2 separate regions of the Mus musculus genome follow, and region 1 is linked to region 2. A link is a loop called in an ENCODE intact Hi-C map of the cell type or tissue named here. Cell type or tissue: heart. All regions are shown on one strand. Each heading gives the region's core, and the rest is flanking DNA. Links, peaks and the distances in the headings are about the cores only. Region 1 holds the start of Zfp267 (zinc finger protein 267). Region 2 holds the start of Acad9 (acyl-Coenzyme A dehydrogenase family, member 9).

Evidence for each region. Peaks named below come from ENCODE experiments on the same cell type or tissue, not always from the same donor. Only the 100,000 strongest peaks of a DNase experiment are listed, where the experiment ranks them.
Region 1: it touches region 2 in a loop (2.6-fold over the local background); 4 of 42 quality-filtered maps call a loop at or near these places.

Annotation. Positions count from the first base shown.
Region 1 is chr3:36,143,901-36,159,483 of GRCm38, forward strand. Zfp267 (zinc finger protein 267) reads left to right here and starts at 7,180. Exons shown (of 4, transcript NM_001101478.1): 1 at 7,180-7,295. The coding sequence starts at 7,293. In heart, for the core only: a CTCF peak has its summit at 7,367; a DNase peak (open chromatin) is centred at 7,121; H3K4me3 peaks cover 1,727 bases; H3K27ac peaks cover 1,741 bases.
Region 2 is chr3:36,058,098-36,073,680 of GRCm38, forward strand. Acad9 (acyl-Coenzyme A dehydrogenase family, member 9) reads left to right here and starts at 7,882. Exons shown (of 18, transcript NM_172678.4): 1 at 7,882-8,173; 2 at 11,613-11,706; 3 at 15,410-15,511. The coding sequence starts at 8,012. In heart, for the core only: no CTCF peak of the experiment used is centred there; a DNase peak (open chromatin) is centred at 7,944; H3K4me3 peaks cover 1,854 bases; H3K27ac peaks cover 1,279 bases; H3K27me3 peaks cover 1,724 bases.

The DNA.
Region 1 (15,583 bases), core at 2,691-10,690, 85 kb after region 2:
GATGGTTTTAATATGCAGAAATCTATCAACACAATCCACTATATAAACAAACTCAAAGACAAAAACCACATGATTATCTCTTTAGATGCTGAGAAAGCACTTGACAAAACCCAACACCCCTTCATGATAAAAGTCTTGGAAAGATCAGGAATTCAAGGCCCATACCTAAACATAGTAAAAGCAATATACAGCAAAACCAGTTGCCAACATCAAAGTAAATGGAGAGAAACTTCAAGCAATCCCACTAAATTCAGGGACTAGACAAGGCTGCCTACTTTCTCCCTATCTATTCAATATAGTACTTGAAGCCCTAGTCAGAGCAATTCGACAACAAAAGGAGATCAAGGGGATACAAATTGGAAAAGAAGAAGTCAAAATATCACTATTTGCAGATGATATGATAGTATATATAAGTGACCCTAAAAATTCCACCAGAGAACTCCTAAACCTGATAAACAGCTTCAGTGCAGTAGCTGTATATAAAATTAACTCAAACAAATCATTGACCTTTCTCTACACAAAGGATAAACATGCTGAGAAAGAAATTAGGGAAACAACACCCTTCACTAGTCACAAGGTAATATAAAATACCTTGGTGTGAGTCTAACTAAGGAAGTGAAAGATCTGTATGATTAGAACTTCAAGTCTCTGAAGAAAGAAATCAAAGAAGATCTCAGAAGATGGAAAGATCTCCCGTGCTCATGGATTGACAGAATTAATATAGTCAAAATGGCTATCCTGCCGAAAGCAATCTACAGATTCAATGCAATCCCTATCAAAATTCCAACTCAATTCTTCACTGACTTAGAAAGGGCAATTTGAAAATCCATCTGGAATAACAAAAAAACCTAGGATAGCAAAAACTATTCTCAACAATAAAGAATGTCTGGTGGAATTACCAGGCCTGACCTCAAGCTGTACTACAGAGCAATTGTGAAAAAAAAAACTGCATTGTACTGGTACAGCCACAGACAGGTAGATCAATGGAATAGAATTGAAGACCCAGAAATGAACCCACACACCTATGGTCATTTGATCTTTGACAAAGGAGCTAAAACCATCCAGTGGGAAAAAAGACAGCATTTTCAACAAATGGTGCTGGCTTAACTGGAGGTTAGCACGTAGAAGAAGGCAAATCAACCCAATCTTATCTCCTTGTGTTGTGTCCGGCCAGCAGACCACAACCTGGGTTCTAGCCTGGAAAGGCATTTTGGAAACCTGGAAGAGAAGAGGGGCTAGGTGGCGAGAGAAAGAGATGTAGCCAAGACAGTTATTCTGATCAAAGCTCAAATTCTATTGTTGCGACACTAGTTATGAAGGAAGGGGGAGGGGACCCGATTCCCGCGGAATAATCTCTGGTCCAGTAGAAAGGTGCTCGTGTGTGGCTCCGCAGGTTCCAGCAGTGGGCGTGGCAGAACGAATGAGCAGGAAGCTCCACCCCTGAGCAAGCAGGTTTCAGGCTGGGGGAGGGGAGACTACATCCTTGTACAAAGCTCAAGTCTAAGTGGATCAGAGAACTCCACATAAAACAAGAGACACTGAAACTTATAGAGGAGAAAGTGGGGAAAAGTCTTGAGCACATGGGCACACAGGAAAAATTCCTGAACAGAACAGCAATGGCTTGTGCTGTAAGATTGAGAATCAACAAATGGGACCTTATAAAATTGCTTCTGTAAGTGAAAAGACACTGTCAATAAGACAAAAAGGCCACGAACATATTGGGAAAAAATCTTTACCAATCCCAAATCTGATAGAGGACTAATATCCAATATATATAAAGAACTCAAGAAGTTGGACTCCAGATAATCAAATAAACCTATTATAAAATGAGATACAGAGCTAAACAAAGAATTCTCCACTGAGGAATACCGAATGGTTGAGAAGCACCTGAAAAAATGTTCAACATCCTTAATCATCAGGAAAATGCAAATCAAAACAACCCTGTGATTCCACTTCACACCAGTCAGAATGGCTAAGATCAAAAATTCAGGTGACAGCAGATGTTGGTGAGGATGTGGAGAAAGAGGAACAGTCCTCCATTGCTGGTGGGATTGCAAGCTAGTGCAACCACTCTGGAAATCAGTCTGGTGGTTCTTCAGAGACTTGGACATAATACTACTGGAAGATCCAGCAATACCTCTCCTGGGCATATATCCAGATGTTCCAACTTGTAATAAGGACACATGCTCCACTATGTTCATAGCAGCCTTATTTATAGTAGCCAGAAGCTGGAAAGAACCCAGATGTCCCTCATGATTCCTCAGAGGAATGGATACAGAAAATGTGGTACATTTACACAATGGAGTACTACTCAGCTATTAAAAACAATGAATTTATGAAACTCTTAGGCAATTGAATGGATCTGGAGGATATCATCCTGAGTGAGGTAACCCAATCACAAAAGAACTCACATGATATACGCTCACTGATAAGTGGATACTAGTCCAGAAGCTTAGAATACCCAAGATACAATTTTCAAGACACATGAAACTCAAGAAGAAGGAAGACCAAAGTGTGGATACTTCATTTCTCCATAGAATGGGGAACAAAATACCCATGGAAGGAGTTACAGAGGCAAAGTTTGGAGCTGAGACAGAAGGAAGGACCATCCAGAGACTGCCCCACCCAAGGATCCGTCCCATAAACAGCCACCAAACCCAGACACTGTTTGCATATGCCAGCAAGATTTTGCTGACAGGACCCTGATATACCTGTCTCGTGTGAGGCAATGCCAGTGCCTGGCAAATACAGAAGTGGATGTTCACAGTCATCTATTGGATGGAGCTCAGGGCCCCAAATGGAGGAGCCAGAGAAAGTACCCAAGGAGCTAAAGGTGCCTGCATCCCTATGGGAGGAATAACAATATGACCTAACCAGTACTCCCAGAGCTCGTGTCTCTAGCTGCAAATGTTGCAGAAGATGTCCTAGTTGGCCATCATTGGGAGGAGAGGCCCTTGGTCTTGTGAAGATTATATGCCCCAGTACAGGGCAATGCCAGGGCCAAGAAGCAGGAGTGGGTGGGCTGGGGAGCAGGGTGGGGGGAGGCTATAGGGAACTTTCAGGATAGCATCTGAAATGTAAATGAAGAAAATATCTATTAAAAATTTGCTTTTGAAAAAAAAGTTTTATTTTTATTTATACGAGTATACTATCGCTGTCTTTAGACCTACCAGAAGAGGGTATAGATTCACATTACAGATGGTTGTGAGCCACCTTGTGGTTGCTGGGAATTGAATTCAGGATCTCTGGAAGAGCAGTCAGTGCTCCTAACCTCAGAGCCCAAGGCTGATATTTCTAATGAACCTATACGCAAAAATCCTAAGTGAAATACATGGTAAAGTTTATTCTGTGTGCTGTTGTGATGGCTCACTAGGTAAAGCCACTTGCTGCCAACCCTGACAACTGAAATCATGTGGATAAAAAGATGGAGAGGGATTTTAGAGATGGCTCACCAGTCCACAGTGCTTACTGCTCTTGCAAAATTGAGGGGCATAATTTTGTTGACCAAGAACATTCCAGTTGAGGATATTTTCTACAGTAAGCAAAAGTTCTCACTAATTTTCAGGTTGAAAACTGTAGGGCTGCCTAGGGCTACTGCCAGTCACTGCTAAGGACACCAAAAAGTCAATTTTATATCGGTTTTCATTTTGGATAAGGATGAAGGCAAAACCTTAGCGAAAAGAATATTGTATGACAAAATGAAATTTTGTATAGATCTATGTGTTTTAAAATTTAGGTCCTCTAAAGATGTTCTATTCGGACTGAATGGAACACACTATTCTTTGTACAAAACATATTTTTCAAAGAAAAGCAAAAAAGTCATAAATGCATGATGGAGATGATATTGGGCTCACTGTAGAAACACTTAAGATTAGAACTAGTGTCTCTATGTGTCTATGTGTGAGTATGTGTGAAGTTTAAACTGCAGACTACAAATGAATACCTAATGTTTGTAAAAATATTTATAATGAGAACAGAGAAATTAACATATATAATATAATATAATTAGTATAATATGAACTTAGCCTGACAGTAGCTATTGAAGTTAGAAGGTACACATTTTGTACCAACTTCTGCTTAAGGTAGACAGAAAAATCACATGTGTTAGACGTAGACAAAGTTATCCTCTCAGCCTTTGGAAGGAATCTTGCAAGAATTTAGAACAATGTGAAATAAATGAAATTTAGATCCAGATATATCAAACCACAACTTACCCAAAGTGTAGGCCCCTTAGGCATGAATAAGCAACCATGCTGAGAGATGCTCAGTGCAGCTGTGTATGTCATGGAAGCGTGAGAGCTTCCTCAGAGATGGCTGTGCTGGGCAAAGGTTACTTACTTAAGTGGCCTCCATTGAGATTCAGGAAATCTGTATGAAATACGTTAAAAACATATATTCCACTAAACTGTACAATTTAAAAGAGAAAGATCAACTTCTAAATGCATATGATTGACTAAAATGAAACCAAGGTCTGATAAATAATTTAAATCTCTTTCAGCAGACACTACATATGTCTTTAAGTCACTCATTTTCTTAGTAAGATATTGTTTCTGGTGTAGTAATTTCATCCTGCTTGCAGCAGAAACAAAAATATTATACTAATTCCAAAAATAAATGTGAAAAGAATTTTCATGCCTATGGGGCACATTATACATGTCTTCAAATTTCTCTTGTAGTGAAAAGTGGAAAATGTATGGTTGATTCTTGAGTTTTCAAATCTTTCCTCATTTTCTTTGAAAGAAACATTTTCCTCAAATTAATTTAGGTTCTTTGCAGAAGGCATAGAAATATTCTGTCAAGAAGATCATTCTCAATACTGATGAATGGTTGGTTAATGGACACAAATCCTGCTCCTTTAATTAAGTGTTACTATTCAAGTCCTAAAAGACCATATAAAATGGGTGATCACATGTCCTAGAGTAAACATTTGGGCTTTGGAAGTCAGGAAGTCTTGTGGAATTCTAGCTTCATTTGGGTATATTCCTTAACTTGGAACAATTTCACAAACCTGATTGATAAGAAGATGCATAATGGTACTGAGTGCAAAAATGTTAGCATGTCTTCATTCTTCCTGTATCCCGAGACTTAGGCAACATGGTTTTTCTGTAGCTCCTATCAACAGGTGTCTCTGTTTCTGTACATTGCAACTGAGTTGGTCTCTTCCTGCTGTGGCTCACAAAACGTTGTGTCTATGAAATTATTAGTCTGATACCTAGGCTGAAAAGGTCTTTTTGTTTTTCTTTCCAGTCTTCCTCATCTCTCTGAGAACAAGTTTACACGGGAAGCTGAAAAGATGGGACATTATGAGAGCAGTAGGAGTAAAGTTGAGCCAGCTCACTCTCCGGGGCTGCACCATCCGGGGCTGTACCACCTTGACACCCATCAGCTGACCAGATCAGAAATAGTTCAACTGAACCTCAAGTGAGGAGCTGCCTTATCACCATCCGCTAAGTTTTAGTGTGGTTTGTTATTCAGAGATAGAAGATGAATGCACACTTACAGGCACGATACCATGACTTAATGATATTTTAATCCTAAGTTACCTGGCAAATAGTAGCTGCTATATATGCATTAGTTTACTTCCCCACTAATTAAAGTTGGATGATCTATTGCTAGATGGTGTTGAATTATACAGAAAAATTTGTAGACATGTGTGCATATGGTTGGGTAATTAAATTTGCACCATGTCTCACAAAAGAAAACCCGAATCTACAGCCTGACAATTAGGTCCAAGGCCAAACTAAAAAGGGGTGGTGGTGGTGGTGGTAATTTTTCTTATAATCTATTTAAATCACAGGGGGGCAAGGCCATGGAGGGATCAAGAGACAGGCTTCCCTCCTCATGTGCCCACCTTTGAACACTCCTGGTTGAAGTCCCCTGATCTGTTTTAGGACATGGTTACCCCCATTCACTGGGACCTAAAAGAAATATTGGCAGGAAACTGTGTTGCTTCACTTCTGACATAAATGGGAGAGATTCTCAGGTTCCCCTCACTTTCTTGAGGTCAGGAAAATTATAGCTCTCAGAAGAGGACTGTGACAGACGTGACCTGAAACCTGCTGAAGACCCGAATTTGGATGATTTAGTATAGTAACATATATATATATATATATATATATATATATATATATATATATATATATATATACACACACACACACACACACACACACATATATGTGTGTGTATACATATGTGTGCATGTATGTATATGTGTATATGTATGTATGTATGTATGTATACATATATGTATATGTGTGTGTGTGTGTGTGTGTAACCAATTCCACATATGATGATATGTTTGGATATACTGGGTTTTATTACAATCACTGTTTTAACTTTAATATGAACAGTAGAAAATTTTAAATTAAGTAAGTGTCTTAGTCAGGGTTTCTATTCCTGCACAAACATCATGACCAAGAAGCAAGTTGGGGAGGAAAGGGTTTATTAGGCTTACACTTCCATACTGCTGTTCATCATCAAAGGAAGTCAGGACTGGAACTCAAGCAGGTCAGGGAGCAGGAGCTGATGCAGAGGCCATGGAGGGATGTTCTTTACTGGCATGCTTTGCTAGCTTGCTCAGCTTGCTTTCTTATAGAACCCAAGACTACCAGCCCAGAGATGGTCCCACCTACAAGGGGCCTTTCCCCCTTGATCACTAATTGAGAAAATGCCTTACAGTTGGATCTCATGGAGGCATTTCCTCAACTGAAGCTCCTTTCTCTATTGTAACCCCAACTGTGTCAAGTTGACACAAAACTAGCCAGTACAGTAACACTTGAGTATTACTCCCCCTTTCTATATTCAATATTGCTGATTCAGGAGATTTTTTTCCCCTTTTAAAATTTGAAATTCAAGGACAGAGCTCAGGGGGAAATGGTGCCAAAGCTCTTCTCTATTGCGAATAATATACATATATATGATTCATAAATTGGTCTGACTTTATATACAATAGTAAATGGGAATGATTCCTCTAGGGTCAGCTTTACTACAACTGTACCAAAAACTTGTCATTTCAGCCCATAGGGTAGTGCTGGGGCCTGATGGGGCGGGACCGGAAAGTCATCCAATCAGCAGCACGATGGTGAGAACTTCGAATCAGACGTTTAGACAGGGTAGAGGGGGCGGGCCTTCATGCTGTGTTTCTGAAGTCCAGGATCTTGGAATCCTCCTCAGGCTGGGTCTCTTCCGGTGTAGACTGTAGCTCAGCCCTGCGGCATCCGTTTGCCCTGCGTCTGTAGGGTGCCGGGCCATCCACCGGGAGGACGCGGACTCCGCGTAGTCAAGCCACAATGGTGAGTGTGCATGGTGTCCTGAGACTGGAGGGAGGCTGTGTAGAGCCGGTGGGAATCGGCTGCGGCCAGTGCTCGATGTGGGAGGACGGTGAGCACTGCTGAAGCCTGCTGGTGAGTGTGTGCGTGGCGCGGCGAGGCTGGAGGGCTGCGGGGAGCCGAGGGGGAGCCGGCGACTGCATGGGGGGCGACGGCGGCCCCGCCTTCCTGCGGCCGGCCCTTGGGATCGGCCGGCTTGAGGTCCCCCTTGGTGGGCCATGCGTCACCGCGCAGCCTGAGCTGGAGATCCCCGGTACCCGGCCGCGCCCCCGAGCTAGCCGGTGCAGTGAAGGCCCAGGGTCAGACCCTGCTGCCCTGGAGTCCTCAGAGGCTCCAGCCTAGTAGCCCGGATTGTGCGGCGATAACCTGCAAGCGTAGGGCTCCCGCAGGGAAAGTGTTCAGTGAGGTGTCCTGTCCCTCCTCCCGAGCAGTCTAGATAAACGCGAAGCAGAATCTCCTATCCAGATGACTGCTCTTCCCCTGTCCTCGCTTCTCCTCTGGTTGGAGGAAGATTCCTAAATTTCCATCTCCTGACCGCATTCCCAAATGCCCATTTAAAAAATAATATTAACACCCATTTCCCACGCAGCATTTCAAATAGACATACATTTTGCTTGATTGGTTTTTTTCCCCACTCCACACACTGGGCGACATTTTAAAAAGGATTTACCCTATGGATATTTAACATAAAATCACTTGATTTTTTATTAAAACACACACACACAATGCCTCTCATTTTGTCATCCTTAGACACAGGAACCCCAATCAGAATGCTTTGGGGTTGTACTTGCCTTTTGGAGATTTTCCATAGTGATGGGTCTATCTTCATCTGACTCTACTTGGCCCTTTCCTTGCCCGGGTTTCAGAGATGCCAACACCAGCTGCCTTGTCTCCAGTGTCTAGGAGCATCCAATGATGTCAGTGTCTGGGCTGATCGTCCCAGCAGCCTGGGGTGTGAGGCTAGACCGCATTGGGACGCTGCTGGATGTCTTGGTGTTCTCCCATCTGAAACGCACTTGAGCTATCTCAGCCTTTTGATCAATATTCTGCCAGTTGTACTTAGCATGCAGGAGGCCTTCTGGTTGCTTAATTAAATCCTTGCTGCAAGTTTGTAAGAATGAATCCAGACTGCCAAGTAGTCATGGGAGAAGTGTTCTGTAAACCAGTTCTGGGCTTTCCCGCCTTGCTCTGCATCCCTTGTAGGGACGGAAGGTGACAGGGCTCATGGGCCTGCTTGTCCCCTTGTTTAGACTCACTAGCCTTTCTTGCTTCCTTGTTCTGTTGTTATTGTCTCTTTTTCATTTGTTTATTTATCTTCTGAGCTGGATAGGTGCATGCCAGCCATGGGATCCTGTGGGGTGAGAGGATTCTGGTCGTCTGTCCATAAAGGGAATCCCAGGGACCAAACTTAGGTTGACAGTTGTGGCAGCCAGTGCCTTTAACCCACTGAGGCGGTTCCTGAGAGCAGCCATTGGGGAAAAAAAAGTTCTTAAGGGATTAGTAAAAAGGCCTTTTCTTTTTAGCCTGGAAATAAGTCTTGTGAGTTTTCCTTTCTCAGCATGAAGCCGGTCTGCAAGGTAAACCTGGCTGTGGGTTGGCCTTTCTCAGCAGGAGACCCCCGGTAGCTCTAAGCTAGCAAAGAAAGGCCTAATTTTTAAATGTGAAACCACACCATGCTGGCAGGTAATTGGGCCTCAACCTCTACCCAGAAGCCTTTTTTTTTACTTAAGAGACTAAGATAATTTAAACCTTTTTAACGTTTTTAAATTTGTATCATCAACAAGTTCAACTTTTGTACCCAAAGTTATTGTAAGGCCAAAATGTTTGTAAAGTGAAACCGACTTTCTAGGTATGGCTGGACTGATCTGGCAGCGGTAGCCTAGGCAGTGGGGCTGGCTGAAGTCAGCTAAACATAAGCTAAGGCCCACTGCCAACACTATCACAGAGATCTGAGAGGGATAAATTTGAGTAGGAAATACAGACCCAATGGCCTCTGTATCAATGAGGAATGACAGAATCTAACCTGCTACCTGGACAGGCCACCTGGGCTCCTCCATGCTGATCTTGATAGCTTTGTTGCAGGCAGAGGACCCAGGGCAGTATTAGTCTTTGGTCTGCAGGTCCAGAAAATCCAAGAAACTTTCCGAGGAGGAATTTGGGGACTGAGCTACCTTGACGAGAGCAGGAGAGAGGCAGTAGATTGTCCAGTGTTGCCCTTGTCTACAGTTTGGCCAGGTCCTAGTGGTTGGGGAGGTGAATGGCAGTTCTTTGTCCAGTTACCATCGCAGCTCTGTTCCAGGTGAAGTCCACTGCCCCTTCTTCTTTGGTGGAGGGTGAGGGCTGTGGCCAGGCGCTGGGGTTTCTGCCTTTTTCATTAAACACCTGAAATGCCATATTTCAGCAGATCTCTCTGAGGGGCTTGAGGGCTGTCATTGAATCTATTATCTGGCCTGATTTTAAACAAAGTGTACTTGTTTTCAATTACTTGTTTTCGGCTTAACCTTGATGACATGTTCAGGAGGCATGTCCCTTTAAATGAAATCACATTATACTTAACATGACTACAAGCATAGTTCGGAGCACATGAAAGACTGATCATGTATAAGGCAACTGACCTTGAACTTGCAAGTCTTAATTATCTTTAACAGTTTGCAAGGTCTTGGCTTTTATAAAATCAGGGTTTTGCAGTTTTATCTCTGTTAATTGAAGATCCGTTAGCATTGAAATAAAACTTTAAACCATGAATACAGTTCACAGAGAAACTGACACCTTGCTTTTCTACCCTTTTACAGTATACCTTTGTAGACTATCACAGTTTCTTCTATGAGTCAGTTTATTGAAATAGCTAGAGCTTAACACAGTTACCAAAGACAAAGGCCAGACACCTTTGTAAGCAAGTTTTTGTTAGCTTGAGTAGACCTTAGGAATTCATAAACCTTATTCATCAAACATGTTCCTTACTGAAAAAAAGTTTTGTTTTTTTTTTTTTTTAGGAGCTTAATGTTGAACACAGTTAGCAAAGACATAAGTGGTTAGATAAAGCAGAGGGCTCCTTAGGACTAAGAAATTTTATGGATACTGACATAGTTTATATCTGTGGTTACCTTAACCTAGATGGCGACAGAGTCGCGTGGTATGCCCTCTCTTTAACCTTAGTAAAGATGGCTGCCAACCACGTGGTTGTTATTTACTCTAAAGTGAGCTATCAGGCAAGCATATTTCTTTCTCTTTAAAAACATTTATTTTCCTAAACAAGAGCTGAATCCAAGTTGCATATAAGCATGTTGTAGCAAACTAAGATTACCTTAGTTAAGATTACCTTGGTTTCTTACTATCAACCTTTTCTGTTAAAGTTTTAAGCTTTTTGTTACAGATTTCACAGGTTGTTTTTTTTTTTAAACCACACCAAATGAACTTACAAATCCTGAGATAAAGTTGTACAATGGTCTTACAGATACTGTGTTAAAGTTTGTACTTCAGCTAAAGTTTTCAAGCTCTAAGAGAGGACAGTATTAAGAGAGTTAAGTAGGACCAAGAAACCGGTATGGGGTAAGCAGCAGCAGCCCCTACTGGGAGCAGTTCACTTCTTAGCTGACCCATGCCACATGCTGTCTTTTCAGGGGCTCTTAGGTTTTGCCTTCCAACTCCCTGTCACCGTCACGTGGCTGTCCTGACCCAGGACACGGGAGAGTTTGGAGAAGACATTTAAACAGCCATGCTTGGGTCTGGAAGAGCAGGCCATTAACTACAGAGCCAGCTTTTTAGTAGAATAGCATAAAACAATTTTAAATATTATCTGTACCTTCAAAGACATTTGAATCTTTTAAAGATGGAATCCAGTGACCAGTGGGAGAGACTAGAGACAAAGGAGGCTTAGGGACAAGGCGATTTTCAGATCTGCTTGTGTGGTGGCAGAAGTTGTCTGTCTGTGATTATTTGGCCATTTGCTGACCATTGAGGCTGATTAACTCTTCCGTACTGAGGACACTCTGGGTATAGTAAGGCTGAGACTTTAATGGAATCTTTGAGTCTGAGGAGAAAAGAGATTAGAGGAGGCAGGTACTTCTGAACAGGAAGAGCCCATTGTGTGAGACAGGAGCTGAGAGACCTAGCAACTGGGAAAAGAAGATGTCTTTCAGTAGCAGAGTGAAGAGAGGTGGGAGAGGCTTAGGGTAAAGGGTGGGAAACGGAGCTCCGGAGCTCCGCCAGAGGGAGTGTTCCAGTGTCAGAGGCCCAGAGGGAAGGCAGGATCCAGCCAACCAACGAATGGGGCAGAGACAGAGCAAGCAGCTAATGGAAGGGAGGGAGAAAGGAGGAGCCATAGTTAGAGAGCAAGTTCCAAGGAGAGGGCTGAGAGACAGCAAGGGTGGCAGCCAGGGGAGAGACTTATTGAGTGCCGTGGTGACAATAGCAGTTTGGGGTGTCCCCAAGCAGACCAAAAGACTTGCAGGATGGTGGAGGGGCATCCTTCCTCCCCATGATGGGACACCCAGCGGGATGTAGGCTTCCTGACAAACCGGTGGCACTTTGTGGCAGGCTTCTGGTGAACAACAAGCAGTCTTAAGAAATCTGCTTTTCCAGTGAACAGAAACCTGTAGGCTTCTTTACCCAGTAACTATCCCTGTTTACCTGATTAAAGTCTTGTTTAGGACAGTGTCACCATCCCTGCCGTTTGGGGGGACCTGACAGCATGCACACTTACCCTATCTTTACAACTTTGTAAATATGCGCATTTCTTTTAAGTTTAGAAATAAGGATATTACAACACCCAAGTTTGCGGCATAATATTAATAACTACTAATTTTTAAAAAGACTGTAGGCTTGGTCACAAATATCGAGTTAAATTTAAATCATTGGGAATCTTACCTCAATTGTAATGGCCACTTTTCATGAATAGATACTACACAAAACATTAAAAAAATGTGGAGAACAACAACCATACTAGTCTATTGACAGAAAAAAATGAAGCACAAGAACATATAGACAGACTAAACAGAGGCATGTGTTAAAACCATTCCTGGCCCAGCAGGACCAAACTCTGCTGTAGGACTCAGGGTCTGTTTAGAAATTCACATATGAGCTTTTCAAATGGTTACCTGTCTCAGAGGAAATTGTCATATTGTCTCTTCCAAAGTGCTTGAGGGGAGATAGGCTGGGTTAGTGAGTTTATTCTTAAGTACTGTAGCAAATAGAGGTGGAAGAGGTAGTGCCTAACTATTACATCAGTTTTCTAACTCGTGATTTTTATTAAAAATTTGTATTGCATGTATTTATTTGTGTGTGTATGTATATATATATATATATATGTATATATGTATGTATATACACACATATATATGTATATACATACATATATACATATATATATATAGAGAGAGAGAACATGTATGTACCACAGTACATGTATGATGGTCAGAGGACATCCTGCGGGAGTCAGTCCTCTCTTTTTACCATGCGTGTCTTTGGTGTTGACCTCAAGTTGGCAGGCTTGGTAGCAAGAACTTTTACCCACTGAGCCATCTTGCTGACCGTCGATATGTTTTAAATTGCAGGCAGAATCAGTTCTGATTAATTTACTTATAGAATATGATATAAAGTATTATGGTGTAGTATCATACTTCATGAAGATAATTTTGTTTCTTTTTATTTCAGTTTTTCAAGGATGTATAGAACCATACTGGCATGTTGTATTAAAATACATTTCTTATCATGGGCTAACTTTTAAAAAGCCACTGTTTGGGAACCCCACATTATTGTTATTCATTACTGTGGAAGTGTCTTTAAGGTACTTCTTGTTTACATTTTAATATAATGCACACCTGCCTGTTTCAAGGGTATAAGCTGGTCTTAGTGGCCCTTGTTTCTCCCTGTGAGGTTTTGATTGTTTTCTCGTGTGCCCTTTGAGTACTGCTCCATGATCCCAGGCCTGGAATAAAGATCTTAGACAAATGTACTAGATTAGAATTGGTGGTGGGCGTGGTGGCACACGCCTTTAATCCGAGCACTCGGGAGGCAGAGGAAGGCGGATTTCTGAGTTCGAGGCCAGCCTGCTCTACAAAGTGAGTTCCAGGACAGCCAGGGCTACACAGAGAAACCCTTTCTCGAAAAACAAAACAACAACAACAAAAAACCAAACAAAACAAAAAAAAAAAAAAAGAATTGGTGGTGGTGGCGTTACCGTGAATAGAGGTTGATAATGATGTAAACAATGCAGGAGACTTAAGTGGCTGACAACAGAGAACAACACATTAGGACCACTTGAGGGTCCCAAAGAAAATGCTGGCTCCATCCTTAGCAAGAGCTGCCTCTTCTCTTCCCCAAGGAGTTCTTTCCTCCATCACCTTCACCACAATTCTGTTAGTGCTTCTCTTCTAAAAAAGAATACTGTCTTCCCCTCTCCTGCCTTGAACGCTGTGTGTGCATTGGGGCTCTAGGAAGTGCTAGCTAGAGTTCCCCACGCTTAAGTATGCACTCAGCACTAGCTCACTGGCACTCATTTCTCACTTGTAGATAGATTCCTGGACCCTTCTGTCTACTTTACCCCAACACTTGGTTTTTGCTTCCCCTTCATTTTGTGGCCCTGGGGCTGATGGGTGAAGAAAGAGCTGATGGTCACCCGAAAGCAGTCAGAGAGGAAGGGTCCCTACCATCGAGGACATAGATAGAATTGCCCTCTGCACTTTGACAATTTTGGAGGAGGGGCGTTTCTGGAAGTATCTTGGATGTTTTTAATGTACATAAATTATATATCCTACCCTGTGAGTGAGATTTTATTATCAAACCAGCCTGGCTCCTCTGCGCTGTCTTCTGGACTAGGCCTCAACCTTCATCCATGAAGACTTAAATAACCTTAATATAGTGTCTTGAAGGTCTAGGATGTATCTTCTGGGGATGACCCTAGCATCCATTAAAATGTCCATGAGAGTAAACTAGAAGCAGATAGTAAACTAGAAGCACTCATCTGTGGGTATAAGTGTAGTTATTGATCAACTAATGAAGATTGATCATCAAAAGAAGGAGAAGGTGGAGGAGGGAGGAAGACAGTAGGGGGGGAGAGGAGATGGATGGGGACTAGGAAGAAAGAAGATTGGCTGGAGTGGGAGGGCAGGAGAGGGTAGGGGGAAGTGAATAGAATCCAAATATCCACATGCATGCGTGGAAATGAAATCCATTGTGTATAATTAATATTATCTAGAATATCTGCCTCTTAATTTGCTTCTTTTAGGTATTTTGACATAACAACCAAAGTAACTCACCTGCCTGGGCACATAAAATATCATTGTTATTTTTCCTGCTGTCCTCTTTACATGTGCATTAGTCTTGTCAACTACTCTGAATGATGCTTTAACATTTGTACTTTATTTTGGTTTTTATGTTCTTATTGTATGAATTCTAGACTGGCTAGGTTTGACTAAAGCCCCAGTGTTAACATTTATGGATATTTGATAAAATGCCATAGAATAGGAAAAACGTCCTGGTCTCATGGATTATTTGGGGGTTTTATGCATTAGTGTGTGGAAAAACTCAGTGATACTCAGTATATTTTACTTCGTTTATTTTAAATGATCAGAAAGGATGGTTTCTGTACTGTTATTATAATAAAATGCAAATTCCTTAAAATTCTTTCAAATCATTAATGTATTCTCTAAGTGTCTGCCTTATTGCTGTTTGGTAATTTTTTTTTTCCTTTTTGGACCACTAACGTTGGTGTTATTAGTGAGCTTGCTGTATTGTCAGAAATCTAGTCTCCAGTTTTGAGCTACTGAATTAGAATATCTGATTTTAGGGCTTGGATGTAGCTTAGTTATAGATAACTGTAGTATCTATAAAGCACTAGGTCTAAACCTCCCTCCACCCCCAACCCTGGGGGGATGCAGGTAGTAATATTTCAAAAAGTCATAAAAGTATAATTCTAACCAGAATTTAAATTTTAATACTTCCAATCTATGGGAATATGCATTCTCATTTATGGGAAGTATACATGGTTTGAAAAGGACAAATGTCCTTCTCATCTGAAAGATAGCCATTTTGCATTAATATTCAATTGAAAAATATAAATACTTATGTTGATGCCTTTACATTTAGTATTTCGTAAAAGTATAGTATCTACTTCATCTTTACTCAGGGGCTAGGTAATACATTAGAAAATACCACTGTGTTAAAATGTCTCGGTGAATAGTTAGGATTGCTCAGCTTATGAGAAACTCTTTCTTGACTCACTTCATCCTGGCTCACATTAAGACCAGAGTCAC
Region 2 (15,583 bases), core at 3,946-11,945:
ATGCTCAGGGAATGGCTCCTTCAGGCAACTCCTATACCAGACCATTTGTTGAACAAGGAATCTGTTTCTTTGTGGAAAGAGGTTTGGGGATGCAGAGATTGACTTGCTAAAAGGTCTTTTCTGGTTCAGTCTAATTAGTGTTCTGTAGGATTGTTGTGTGTTTATAGGCATCTCTTTCTTTATGTTGGAAAGTTTTCTTTTATTATTTTGTTGAAAATATTTTCTGATTCTTGGAGTTGGAACTCTTCACCTTCTATTCCTATTTTTCTTAAGTTAGACCTTTTCATGGTATCTCGGATTTCCTGGATGTTTTATGTCAGAAATTTTTTAGATTTAACATTTTCTTTGATTGATGTATCAATTTCTTCTATTGTCTCTCTCATACCTGAGATTCTTTCTTCTAGCTCCTGTATTCTGTTAGTAATGCTTGCATTTGTTGTTCTTGTTCTCTTCCCTAGCTTTTCCACCTCCAGGATTCCCTTACTTTGTATTTTCTTTATTACTTCGATGTCCATTTTCAGGTCTTGAACAGTTTTATTTATCTCCTTCAACTGTTTGATTGTATTTTCCTGTATTTCCTTAAGGGATTTGTCTGTTTCCTCTTTAAAGGCCTCTACCTGTTTGGTTGCATTTTCCCATATTTCTTTAAGGGATTTATTCATTTCCCCTTTGAAGGTCTCTATCATCTTTATAAGATTGGATTTAAGGTCATTTTCTTGTGCTTTGTTTATGTTAGGATATCCAGGGCTTGCTGTAGTAGAGTAGCTGAACTCTGAAGGTCTCATCTTGCCCTAGCTTTTCTTGATTGTGTTCTTTCTAGGGCCTTTAGCCATCTGGATGACTTTGGTCCTTGGATATTGGTGTTGGAGTAAGTATTGGGAAGGAGTTAACCTCAATTGTCCTGGTGTGGAGGGCCTCTGATGTGCATCCTTACCTTATATGGTTCCAGAGCGGCAGGTCTGTATGGTTGAGAATCCACAGCTCTGATGAAGGTGGCCAGATGGAGGATGACAATGGAGGTCCAGCAGGGATACCAGACTGCTCAGAGCCTCTTTCTGATATTTTAATTGAGGCACTTGGATCTGTATATTTTCCTCCTAGGATTGCTTTTAATATTTACCAGTGGTTATGTTGTGTTATATTTTCACTTTCATTTAGTTTTAGGAATTTTAAATTTCCTTTATTTATTTTTCTCTTGACTCAATAATGAACAGTTTAATCTTCATGAGTTTGTGCACTCCCTAGAGCTTTGTTTTCTGTTGGCTTTAAGTTTTATTGCATTATGCTGAGATAGGAAAGAAAATTATTTAAAATCTTCTGGATTTTTAAAAGATCGGCTTTGTGTCCCAGGATGTGGTTTGTTTCAGAGAAGCTCTTCATGGGCTCCTGTGGAGAATCTGAGTGAAATATTCTGTACACATCTGGCTCGAATTCTCCTGTGGGGTTTTATCAATGAGCCAGGTGGAGCTATCTGAGTCCCTTTAACTACAAAGATGGTGAAATGAATTTTGTCACTGGTATCATGAGAGAGATCCATGCTTCTCCCAAGAAGCACGACGAGTCCCATCTCTGCTCTGTGTAGCAGCGTATGCTCCTGCACGAAATTCCAGCTTGAACAGAATGGCAGAATTGGTTATTATCCTTAAGGTTGAGAATGAATGCTAGACTCAAACATTTGATTCCATGAATGTGTACTGGACTCAGTCAATGTCTGTTGATAAACTTTATATTACAGTTTTAAATAATTAGGTCCTCATGGAAGCCATTATTCGTACAGGAACTGATGTTTCCGTTAGTAGAAACCTTAAACAAGGTCCTAAACCCTAAGCCTATCCCTAAACACCTTATCCTAAGCCTAACTCTAAAACCCCCCTAACCCATGTCTAATCCAAACTGCAAACCAAGCCCTAATTTTAACCTAACTTTATCCCTCTAGCATTCTAACTGCAACCCTCTAGCCTTTAAAAGTAACCCAGACCTCACTTAGTCTACCTGAACCTAACCTCAACCCTCTAACTCCTATTCTGGGTAGGGGCCAAGGCAACTGGAAAGCCAAAGCCAGCGATTGACCTCAGGAGCCTGGTCACAAAAACTTACACCTGTCAACTGTAACTTTACAAAGTAAAAAGCTAACTGGCAGGTATACTTCTGCCCGGAAAAATCCCACTTCCTTTGCTTGCTGGCGCCACCGTGTGGTTTTAGAGTATCAAATGAAACTGCAAACTGGACTCAGGAATGGAGCCTGTCAGGAGCTAGCCTGGCTTCAGTCCACTAGTGACATTTCTCTTCCATTCTTGTCAGTATCTCAGTACTGATTATAGAAAGATTCCAGCAATAGAGGAAAGCAGATGGGTTGCTGTGTCAGACACCAACCTAGTCTACACAGTGAGCCACAAGCCAGCCAGGGCTACATTGCGAGACTGTCTAAAAACAAAACCAAAAACTCTGTTGAGGATTTCTGTAAAGGATCCGTCATTCTCTTCCCAGGCTGTTTTATGTGTTGCTCAATAAATGCAGAACAAAGCACTTTTTAGGGGCAGGTAGATTCACACACATACAGAAACACAAAACAGACACAGGAAATAGAGACAGATCTGATCAGGCACACACAACAGACAGACCGCAGACAATACAGTAACACAGACAGACCCAGGGAGAGAAGTGGAGAATTTAAATTTAGTCTCACTTTTTGTCAAACTAATCCAAACTAGAAAGTCACTTAATTTATATTCGTTAAATACATCTGACACATTTTGGTGCCTTCTCTGTGGTTATTGTTAGTAGGTTAACCGATGCATTGTAATATTAACATGAGATCTTGGAATTAAAAGAAGTTATACTTGATAATGATATGCTTGTATTAAGTTGAGAAGGAGTCAATTAATTCTTGCTAGTTTGCCAACTTGACACAACCCAGGATCACTTTGGAAGAGGTAACTCCAGTAGAGAAAAATCCCTCCATCAGACTGGCCTGTAGGCAAGTCTGTGGGGGAACCTTATTAATGATGGGTGCAGACCTTCCAGCCCACTGGGAAAGGTGGTACCATGGTCTGCTGAAGTTCCTGCCTTGGCTTCACTCGGTGATAGACAGTGATTAGGGCCATATAACAAATAAGTCCTTTGCCCTCATGTTACATTTCTATCAGTGTTTTGTCACAGCAACAGAAATCCACTAAGAAAGTGATGATCAATAATCTGTAATTGCTTCTGTACTGATTGTGGGTAGAGTCTCCGCTTAAGAAGGTCCACAGAATTTCCTATTTCATCTATTGAATGAAGATGAAGCTTCATATTTCCAGTCATGGGAGTTAGCTGGAATTCCTGTGTCACTGGGGAGTTTGAAACCGTTAGATCACCAAGAAGACATGAATCTTACAAGATTAAAATGCAAGGTTTAAGCAAGAGTAATATTTTTGTGTCATTCAGTGACCACAGAAAGGATGAGAGTGAGGAAAGCCATGGCCTTGCTTATTTTAGGAGAATCATCCCTCATGGGTACAATCACTTGGAAAGTGTTCTTTTTAGAATCATATTGAGTACGATATATTAAGAATGTGGCTTAAAGGTGCTGAAGGAAGCATTCAATAATTAGGAAGTCTGGCTGCTCTTGCAGAGGACTCAAGTTCAATTCCCAGCACCTACATGGTGTCTCTCAACTGTTTAAAACTCCAGTTCTTGGGGATTTGATGCTCTCTTCTGTCTTGAGTGGGCATCAGGTATGTACATGGTGCATAGACATACATTCAGGCAAAAACACTCATGCACAGAAAATAAAATAAAATAAAATAAAATAAAATAAAATAACTCGATAAAAAATAATTTAAAAAGGGAATTTGGTGAAGAAATATAATAAAAGAAAGACAATCTTATAAGAAAACCAGGGTTGAAGTGAGGCTATAGTTAATGATAGATTCAGATAAACTATCTAAATAGAGTGGGTTTTTTTAAAATTATAGCTGGAGTGGCTCTGATATTTTATCAAGTATGTCAGCAGCTCATACACAGGATTTAATGGGAAATCATGTTTAAGGCTGAATTTTTGTCTGTTTCCTTTAAATTCTACTTTAGTTTTGTGGTATGTCAATCATTTTAATTTAGGATTACTTATGACAATGCAGACTGCCAAAATGAACCCTACCCCAACCCTGACCCATTACGGTCGGTTAGCACTTGGATTTAGAAGGAGTCCCTGTATCTTTTATTCTTTTTCATTTTTATATCAGTAATTTCATATGTTGAGAATGAGTCAGAGGTCTAGCTTGACCATGACTTCATCTGTGTACTGACCCTTTTCTTTGCAAATACAGACTGGTTAGAAACCACAGAATGGGGTCTCCTTGGCTCTCTGAACAATAGGACAGGTGACTTACCAGACATATAAGACATTTTGATAAAACAAACAAACCAACCAACGCATAGTCCCATGGGAGCTGGATGATCACGGAAGTAAACATGTTTGACTGCCCTCTTTTTCTGTCCCTCTGACCACATTGATACAGGAGTCAAAGTATGGCTATTGAACACCCAGAAGTTCAGTTGCACAAGTACTAAAGAATAAATCATGCTTTAAAGTCACTGAAGGAACTGGAGAGGTGGCTCAGCTGTCACATGGACATTTGCTACTCTTGTGTTCAATCTGATTCAATTCCCAGCACCCATCTGGAGGCTCCTCAACCCCAGTTCCAGGAAGTCCAGCATCATTGTCTGGCCTCTCCAAGCCCAGGAAACACATGATGGACATACATACATGTAGGCAATATACTCACACAATAAAACAAAAAGATTTCCCTTTTATTGAAAATAAATTATTTTCTCATAAAATATCCTTTAATTAATCCCCCCTCCCTCCACCCCTCTCTCTCTCCTCCCATTTGAATCCACCCCATTTCTGTCTTTCATTAAAAAGAAGAGGCTTCTATACCCCATTTTTTGATTGGATTGTTTGGGTTTTTTTGTGATTAACTTCTTGAGTTATTTATATATTTTGGACATTAGCCCTTTATCAGATGTGGAGTTAGTGAAGATTTTTTTTCCCAATCTTTAGGTTCCTGATTTGTCTTATTGACCATAAGAAGCTTTCCTTATAGAAGCTTATAGAAGCTTTGACTTATAGAAACATTCCAGTTTCATGAGGTCCCATTTATCAATGACTTTACAGGGCATAGTTCTTTTTGTATCTTCTATCCTCTCTGGCTCTTACACGCTTTATGTTTCCTCTTCTGCAGATTCTCCTGAGCTCTGAAGGGGGGAGGGGCTAATAGAGAAATCACATTTAGAGCTGAGTGTTCCAAGGTCTTTCTCTGCATAATATCTGGCTGTGCATCCCTGTGTTTATTCCCATATACTGCAGGAGGAAGTTTTTCTGATGATGGCTGAATAAGGCACTGATCTATGAGCTTGGCAGAATATCAGTAGGAGTCATTTTATTAGTACTGTGTTTTAAGATCTGTGGTATTTGATTTTACCATAGGTCTCTAGGCTATCTAGTCTCTGATTCTTGGGCAACCAAGCAGTGTTGGGTATGGGTTCTACCTCATAGAGTGGGCCTTGTTCAAATCAGACATTGGTTTGCTACTCCTACTAGTTTGTGCGACCATTGGCTTAGCATATTTTGCAAGGAAGATAACACTGTAGATCAAAGGTTTTGTGGCTATGTTGTTGTATGTGTTTCTCTTTTGGTAGCCTGCAGAGTAACTTTCCATACTCAAGACTTTAGAACATAGGGGTGAAGGTTCTATATTGGCATCCACTAGACCTCCCCAAGTGTGGGTGTTGTCTTCAGCAATGGACTCTTTTTGTCAGTTTGCAGAGAGCAAACTATTGTATTGGCAACAGCCTGGGGTGTTTGGAGCATTTCCATGGAAGCTCTTTGGCCAACAACTCAATTGGGTATAACCCAGGCTTGCTACTGGAAGCTCTGTTTGGTAACGAGAGATGGAGAGTTACCTCCCCATTTTTGGAGACATCATTAAAATCACTTTCATGTATTTTAGTTAGTTCCCACTACATTAGGTGATTTATTCCATGTTCTATTGCTGTGAAGAGACATTGTGATCAAGGTGACTCTTAAGAAAGAAAGCAACACTGGCAGGACACATTCGTGTGAACGGGACTCCTGGGTCACCTGGAGATCTCAGATCGATGGAACAGAGGCTACAGTACTGACGCTAACCTTTCAAGAGGCAGTCTGTGGGCTAGCAAGACGGCTTAGTGAGTGAAGTCGCTTGCCACAAAGCCTGGAGATCCGGGTCCAATACTTGAGAAGCTATCTTCTGACCTCCACACATGTGCCTAGTATACTCTTTCTCTTACACAGATAGATAGATAGATAGATAGATAGATAGATAGATAGATAGATAGATATTTTTTAAGAGGCAGTCTACTAAGATTCAGACTAAGTTAGGGCAAGTAGTTCCTTGGCTCCCATGACTAAAAGGTGGCCTCAATAGCCTGTGAGACACTGACTCAACTGATGCCATCTTAGAGACACCATTTTGACCTTAGAACTCAGTACATAGGCAACAACAATCTGCCAAAACCCTAACCTGCCAAAATAGGAACAAAGACCTAATTCATCAAAGACCTAGTTTATAGTGCCAGGACCTGGGAAAGTCCCTAAACATATTAACCTTGCTTTTTGGCTTCTGTAGTTTCACTTCTCGCTAACTGTTCTTACTTGCTTTTTGTGCATAAAAGGAAAAGAATAGTGAGGCTCTGGGCTACATAGTTTGGGAAGTTCCTTATGCAGTCCCCAGTGGGGCATAAATGCTTTCTATTGGTGTTAAAACTGCATGTATTTTCTGAAGGAGTCATCTTGTAACAGTTGATGCCACACTGGTTCCCTCAGGACAACCTGCCTAGAAATAAAGACAACAGACATATGAATAAACCCTGATGTGAGAGCTGGACCAGTTGGACCAGGCCCTGCCTTGGCTTACTTCCTCAACATAAGATTCATTTTAAAAAAAACAAACAAGGGCTGGAAAGATGGCTCAGCGGTTAAGAGCATTGACTGCTCTTCCAGAGGCCTTGAGTTCAATTCTCAGCAACCACATGGTGGCTCACAACCATCTGTAATGGGATTCATTGCCCTCTTCTGGTGTGTCTGTAGACAGCAATGGTATACTCACATACATAAAATAAATAAATCATAAAAAGAAACAAACAAACAAACATGGTGTTTATAGTTTCATAGGGTAGGTCACCGAGCCAAGGGAAATGCCTTGCCCTGGGAGTGGTGAAGAAAGCAAGTGTCTGAAGACTGTGGCCAATAGGGGCCAGACTAGGGGGGTGCACAACACAGGGAGTGGTAGATTCAAGAAAGGAGGAAACAGCATGCTCTTAGTGCTTCATGCAGTCTCCCATACAAAATGATACCACGCCACTCACATATTTAAGAGAATTAGGCAGAAGTGGGTTAGTAAAATAGGTCCCTTGTCATTTTGTTATACCCATTTAGCAATATTCTAAGTCCTACATTAAGTGAGATGAGAATAACAAAAGTTGTACTTCTAGGTTTATTTGATGAAATCTAATCTGCTCTTTAGAGGATGTGCTGAGAATAGCACACAGGCACAAGAGCTGTGTTTGGGAGCCTGGGTGGTAGTTTTGCAGCTTGACTTTTGAGTATTTTCGTTTTCTTACTGGCAAAAGTATAACAAGAAAGAACACACACACACACACACACACACACACACACACACACACACACACACACTTACTTCCTAGCCTGTTCGGATGAATTTTAAAAAACTACAATTTCTAAATTACATACTCAGACATTACATACAGCAATGCTTGGCGTAGGAGACATTTATTAAACATATTCTGGAACGACCTGTCCAATAGCCTCGCTCAAGGCGGCGCAGCCCTTGCGTCATCAGGAAGTGCGAGCTAGCTTCCGGTTGCAGCGGTGCAGGGTGAGACTTTGGATGCCCGGACGCGGGTGATTGGCGTCATTGGGAGGAGCGGCGGGGCTTCCAGCGACTTGAAGTCTGAAGTCAGGAGCAGCATGTCTGGCTGTGTGCTGCTCTCGCGTGGGGCGACTGCGGCGGCGGCTGCGGCGCGAGCTTCCCGGGTGCTGAGGGAATTCACGGCGAGGCGCCGCCCGCTGCACACCAGCCTGCAGAGCTGCTCGTTCGCCAAGGAGCTCTTCCTGGGCAACATCGAGCAGGTAGGAGGCGAGGCCGGACTGCCCGTGTCCTCTGCTCCCACCTTTCATTCTGGCCAGAGTTGCATGGAACGTTATCCGAGCCCGTAGAAGCCAAACATCCGAGAGGCTGGGCTCGGCGATGTGGCTTAAGTCGTGTCACAGTGGTTTTTGTTTTGGGGCAGGGTCTCATTCAGTAGTAGCCCAGGCTGTCTTTGGACTCGCTCTGTAGCTAGGCATGCCTTGAATACGTGGTCCTCTTGCCTCGGTCCTCAGAGTTGCCCATCCAGCTATTTCTTGTCTTGGAAGTTTGTCTCGTATTGTCTGACTTTATTAAAGTAGAAGTCAACACTTGGGCTGAGTGGCTGCCCTGGTGCAACGTTCAAAGCTAGAACTTTGAAGTGTGGGGACCCTTTTGCCCACATTCTGGCGCAGAGGGTGCCGAGGGACTTGGATTCTTGTGCTTTTCCAAGGCAGGAGGAAGAGCGCAGCCATCATGTATCCCCTTCAGTCTTTAAATCTACCCTTCATCACCCGTGAGCTTTGCTGCCAGTTTTCCATTTCTGTATTTAGTGAGAGTCCCAGTGGTCAGCTCTCCTCCAGATGGTATCTACTTTCTATACTGTTGTGAGCTGTATACCCCTAGCAAAGGCTGGCCTGGTGATTAGAACTCAGCTTTCTCACTATTCAAGGATAATTCTGCATCTTGGACCTGTGCCCTCAGGCTTTGGCCCAGTGGCCAGTGGTTTTCTCCACATTGCTCACTTCTCATTCCCATTCCTACCCCACCCACCATTAGTAACTAATGCAGATATGTACTTAATGTTTGTTCTGAATGCATGTTAGGCCTCAGGTTTCTGAAAAAAAAATTCTTTTCTTTGTATCTCTTTTGTTAGTTCCTTGGTTTCTCAACCTGTAGACCTTGGCCAGTGTCTCTGGTAGCCCAGTTGAAGTCAGAGGCAGTGTCGTTGTTGTTTGTGTTGTTTTGTTCTTCTTCTTTTTAATGTGGAGGTGGCAGGTGTATTGATTGCTTGCTTTTGAGACAGTCTCACTGAGACTTTCTGCCTCTGCCTTCCTTCATGAGAGCTAGATTGAAATTGTATGCCACACCTAGCAATGCTGAATTTTTCTAAAGTTTAAGCCTGTGGGCCTCTCTTTTTATTATGGTCAGCCCCTTGATGACCTAATTCAGTGCCCTAGCTTTAAATGACAACTCTATTCTTACGACTCAGATTTATTTTTTCAACTTGAGTTCTTCCCCTAACTCCAGACTTAGTCTACCTTTCTGCTCTATATCTCCTCTTAGATGTCTAATAAGCATCTTTAATAAGCATATATGATAACCTCTCCTGGATCCCACCCAGTTCTGCTTCTCCCAACAGCCCGTTTACAATAGATAATGGCTACTCTGTGATTCAACTTTTTCAATACATTCTCCAGTGACACCTTTGATTCGTCTTGTTCTCATTGAATCCTATAGTAAGTAAATCTTTGTTTATCTTCAAGTTACATTCATATCTGACCACTTCTAACTTCACTGCTACTTCCTGGATTGAGCAAACACCAGCTCTCGGAGCATTTCTGGGCCTTGACTAGGACAATGGCAGTGGTACTTAAGCGTCTGAGGGTAGAGAGTAGCCGAGTTATCCATGCCAGTGGCTGACATATACACTTACTTGGACCCGAGTCTGTCCCAGGGGCAAGTGGGAGGATGAATGGGTGAGGCTTGTGTGGCACTGGCAGACTTAGTTACAGCCCCTGGCTTATATAATTGGCTTCTGCAGTAGGATTACCTGAATAACAGGTTCTTTTGCTTTATCAGCTTAAAAGATGCTAATTGTTATTTCACTCCTCACCCACACGGCGCCTCATTCAGTTTTTGTCACTTTTAACTAGAGGATATTTTCCTTCTAGCCTCCAGTATCCACCCCCCCCCCCTGATATTTTTTGTTTTAGGTTTTTGGGTTTTGTTCTGTTTTGGAAGATTGTATTTGAGTTGTTGTTTTTGAGACTGGGTCGTGATGTGTAGTCTTGGCTGGCATGGAGCGTGCTATGTAGACCAGGCTGGCTTGAACTCACAGGAGTCCACTGGCCTCTGCCTTCCAAGTGCTGGGATTAAAGGTGTGCCTCATTGTGCCTGGACTCCTGAAGTCTTTACCCTTTTAAGTATGTCTGAATACCAGTTATTTGCCAGGTTGCCTGTTTTGCCTAGTTTGCCCACTGGGATCGACATCACTTTTCTCCCACACAGCCCTTTGACCCAGACTAGGTGACAGGCAAGACTGTGAAGGTGATGGAGTAGGAGTGGTCTGAGCCTCCATGAGTGAGCAGCCTTGTTCTAAGAGGCTCAGAGGGCCAACAGGAACTATGCTCCCTGTTAGTCTGCCTCAGCAGTGGAGTGAGTGCTGGTGGATGGCAGCATATTCTTTAAGTCACTTGTCTCTTGGATAGAGAGAGACCCATGGACCTCTTGTCCTTGGGCCAGAGAGGAGCAAATAGATTTTGGAACGTTGCTAATGTGGAGAAGTCAGGAACGTGAGTACTAAGACAGGGTAGAGACTTGAGTGCTCCCCTTGGTGAGAGGAACCAAGGAGACAGGGGAACTCCTGATCCTGAAAACTTGTGATATATCTGTGTTCAGCTGTGGGTCCAGATATACACCCTGTCCAAAGCACCTGGAGGAGTAGCTAGAGCTTGGCGGGCCACAGGTCTTCAAGCCATATGGGATCATTTCAAAGGCCCGCAGGGAATCCTGGCAAGTTGGCCACTAGTGATTAGAAGCCACATCATTCTCCAGGACGCAGGCATGGTCACTTCATGTTTCAGGACCCAAGTATGTCCTGCTTGACCCACACAGCTCCTTTCTCTGATGAACAGGATCATATAGGAGAAGCCAATACAGGACATATAAGTTGCTCAAAGCCAGTCACACATGTAAAGAACAGCTAGGCTCAGGTTGAATCTCGTCCTGTGACCTTGCTACCTCACATGCTAAGCAGTATTCACAAGGCAAGAAACAGCTGCTCAAAGAGGGACACGCAGGATGAGCAGACTATGTCCTTGCATTGGGGACATAAAGACTGATGTCCATTTTAATGAGGAGTCCTCATATCTACTGTCTCCTACAAGTCTCAGAAGGACCTTGAAGAGATATGGCCTGCACATTGTCAGGAGATCCAAATGTAGTCCTAGGCTCCTTGTTTATGGCACCCACTCCACCACTTGTTATTGATAAGGAAACTGTTGGAGATTAGGATTCAACCCACCTGCGAGGGGAGGAATATGGGTATAGATAGCAGCTTAGACATAAGACCCATACCTGAGGTATTGTATGAAGTCATCTTTCTGCCTCCTTCCTGGGACCAGATGAAGCATGTAACACACACCCCCTTTCCCTTTTGATAAATATTACAATGAGAAGTTGCTGAAAATTAAATTTGTCATGCGTGGTTTTCATTTTTAGAAAGGAGTTTTCCCATTTCCAGAGGTCAGTCAACATGAACTTAGTGAAATCAATCAGTTCGTGGGACCGCTGGAAAAATTCTTCACTGAAGAAGGTATGTACGGTTTTCTCTTCATTGCTCTCTTCAATTAAAAGATTAATTAGATTGCGTACATTGGAAGCACTATAGACAGAGAAAGCTCTTAGTGTCATTATTAAGTTACACATAGTTTCTGCTCATAATAGAACCTTCAGGGATCAATTTCTGCTTAGTTAAAAGACACTAATTTGGTGTTCCTCTAGGTCTCTGTAGTAAACAACTATTTTAAATGTTTCTATATTGCAGCAGGCTAAAACTTGATAAAGTGGGTAACTAGAATAAATGAAAGTGGCTAAGGCCAGGTAGTTCACACTTGTTAGCCACACACCGTGGCAAAGACTGTATGAGATGACATGCATATTTGTAAGGGTTCCATCTGGCTCTTTGTACTGGGTGTTTTAGGAACCATTCACAATCTGTGGCCTAGCATTTTCTCGGGGACTGTCTGCCCTTCTGGTTTGTTACAGTGATGACCTCTTGGATAACTCTCTGACATCACAAACAGGACATTGCTATCAGTACAAGCCAGCTGATTTCACACAGTTCACAAAGTTTAACCTGTACTGGTGCATATGTGTCTGTGTTCTCATACATTGCTGGTGTGTGTGAACAGTCATGAAGACACAGATACAGTGATATAGTGAGGATTCTCATGCTATCATTTTAATGATCAGATTTTACGTAACTTCTGTGACTCCTTGAAACATGTTATAATTTTGCCATTTCAAGAATAGGGGTGGTGTTAGAGGGAGGAGATGTTTGGTTTGGGAGACAGATCTCACTTTTCTGGCCTGGCCTGGCCCAGCCTGGCCCTGCCCTGCCCTGCCCTGCATTGCCTTGCCATTTGGTTTTTTTGAGACAGGATCTCGCTACATAGCCCTGGCTGTTCTGGAACTCACTATGTAGACCAGATGGCTTTGACCTCATAGGGCTCTGCCTGCCTTTGCCTCCTAAATGCTGGGATTAAAGGCACGTGCCATCATGCGCAGCCAGAACCTCACTTTTCCTTTGTATAAGGGGTTTTCCTATTGCTTTTAGTGTGTGTGCTCGTATGTTCATATATGTGTGCCACAGCGTGTTTGTAGAGCTCACAAAATACCTTGTAAAAGTCAGCTCTCTCCGACTATGTAGGCCTGAGGCATCACACTCAGGTTGTAAGCCCTACAGGAAGCACCTTTACCTACTGAGCCAACTCAAAAGGCCTAGGATGAGTGTTGATTCAGTGACTGACGTAGTGTTATACAGAGTTGCTGTTTTCAGAAGTTGGAGTATTGTGTAGGCAGTGAGGCGTCTGAATGCTGGATTTAACTGGGCCCAGAAACAGTCTGCTTAGTACTGTTTATCCAGACCTCCCATTACAATTCTGGGAGCTATGTACTTACTCTCTGGTGTAAGTTGACTACTGTTGCAATCAACAGTAAGTAAGTACTGGCTGAGAAGGTACCAGCGATTTTAACGATCCAGTGGAGTGTGTGCATAGCTTCCTTCTTCCACACTGTGACGACATCTGCCCGGGAGTTGCTGCTGAGGAAGGAAGGGCTGTTCTGGCTCCTGTTTTGAGACCACAGTTCATTGAGGGGAACATTTAGTGACAGAAGCAGGAGAACAGATGGTTCTGAGCTGTGTGGGCTGTGCTCAGCTCACCCTCTCCCCTTTTCATGGAACCCGGGACTGCAGCCCACGAAGGTGCTGCCCACATTCGGGAAGGGTCTTCCCTTCTCGGTTAAAATGAACACCTCTGGAAACTCTCTCAAAGGCACACACAAAGGCGTGATCCTAAGTCATTCCAAATTCAGTTGACAGCACACACTATCAGAAACAGCATGCCTCTAGCAATCTGTATCACAGGAGTACATGATACACTGCGGCCTGACCCTGGCGACTGGCCCCACATCAGGAGAAAGAGTTCCTTAGCACCAGTCACTTACAAATGCGGTTCTTTTTTTTTTTTTTTTAACTTTTTTTTAATTAGGTATTTTCCTCGTTTACATTTCCAATGCTATCCCAAAGGTCCCCCATACCCACCCCCCCACTCCCCTACCCACCCGCTCCCCCTTTTTGGCCCTGGTGTTCCCCTGTACTGGGGCATATAAAGTTGGCAAGTCCAATGGGCCTCTCTTTGCAGTGATGGCCGACTAGGCCATCTTTTGATGCATATGCAGCTAGAGACAAGAGCTCCGGGGTACTGGTTAGTTCATATTGTTGTTCCACCTATAGGGTTGCAATTCCCTTTAGCTCTTTGGGTGCTTTCTCTAGCTCCTGCATTGGGGGCCGTGTGACCCATCCAATAGCTGACTGTGATCATCCACTTCTGTATTTGCTAGGCCCTGGCATAGTCTCACAAGAGAGAGCTATATCTGGGTCCTTTCAGCAAAATTTTGCTACTGTGTGCAATGGTGTCAGCGTTTGGAAGCTGATTATGGGATGGATCCCTGCATATGGCAATCACTAGATGGTCCATCTTTTTGTCACAGCTCCAAATTTTGTCTCTGTAACTCCTTCCATGGGTGTTTTGTTCCCATTTCTAGGAAGGGGTAAAGTGTCCACACTTTGGTCTTCCTTCTTCTTGAATTTCATGCGTTTAGCAAGTTGTATCTTATATCTTGGGTATCCTAAGTTTCTGGGCTAATATCCACTTATCAGTGAGTACATATTGTGTGAGTTCCTTTGTGATTGGGTTACCTCACTCAGGATGATGCCCTCCAGGTCCATCCATTTGCCTAGGAATTTCATAAATTCATTTTTTTAATAGCTGAGTAGTATTCCATTGTGTAAATGTACCACATTTTCTGTATCCATTCCTCTGTTGAGGGGCATCTGGGTTCTTTCCAGCTTCTGGCTATTATAAATAAGGCTGCTATGAACATAGTGGAGCATGTGTCCTTCTTACCGGTTGGGACATCTTCTGGATATATACCCAGGAGAGGTATTGCTGGATCCTCCGGTAGTACTATGTCCAATTTTCTGAGGAACCGCCAGACTGATTTCCAGAGTGGTTGTACAAGCTTGCAATCCCACCAACAATGGAGGAGTGTTCCCCTTTCTCCACATCCTCGCCAGCATCTGCTGTCACCTGTGTTTTTGATCTTAGCCATTCTGACTGGAGTGAAGTGGAATCTCAGGGTTGTTTTGATTTGCATTTCCCTGATGATTAAGGATGTTGAACATTTTTTCAGGTGCTTCTCAGCCATTCGGTATTCCTCAGGTGAGAATTCTTTGTTCAGCTCTGAGCCCCATTTTTTAATGGGGTTATTTGATTTTCTGGAGTCCACTTCTTAAGTTCTTCATATATATTGGATAATAGTCCCCTATCTGATTTGGGATAGGTAAAGATCCTTTCCCAATCTGTTGGTGGCCTTTTTGTCTTATTGACGGTGTCTTTTGCCTTGCAGAAGCTTTGCAATTTTATGAGGTCCTATTTATCGATTCTCGATCTTACAGCACAAGCCATTGCTGTTCTATTCAGGAATTTTTCCCCTGTACCCATGTCTTCAAGGCTTTTCCCTACTTTCTCCTCTATAAGTTTCAGTGACAAATGCGGTTCTTAATTACATAAAATCAACAGCGTGCCAGGTGATCCTGACCAAACAACTTCAGGTTTTAGACATTTTCTGCCAGTGATACTAGTAGGCTATACAAAACCCTTCTGTATACTTTTATTTATGAACATATCTGATTTGTTTTTACTTGTTTAATCAAGATAACTTGTTTTTGGCAGTGGACTCTCGAAAAATTGACCAGGAGGGAAAAATCCCAGTTGACACCTTAGAGAAGTTGAAGAGCCTGGGACTTTTTGGCATACAGGTCCCAGAAGAATATGGTAAGTTAGAACAGCGGCCACTCACCTGCTGGTCTAGCTCTTCAGCAAGTGCTTCCCGTGTGTGCATAAAGG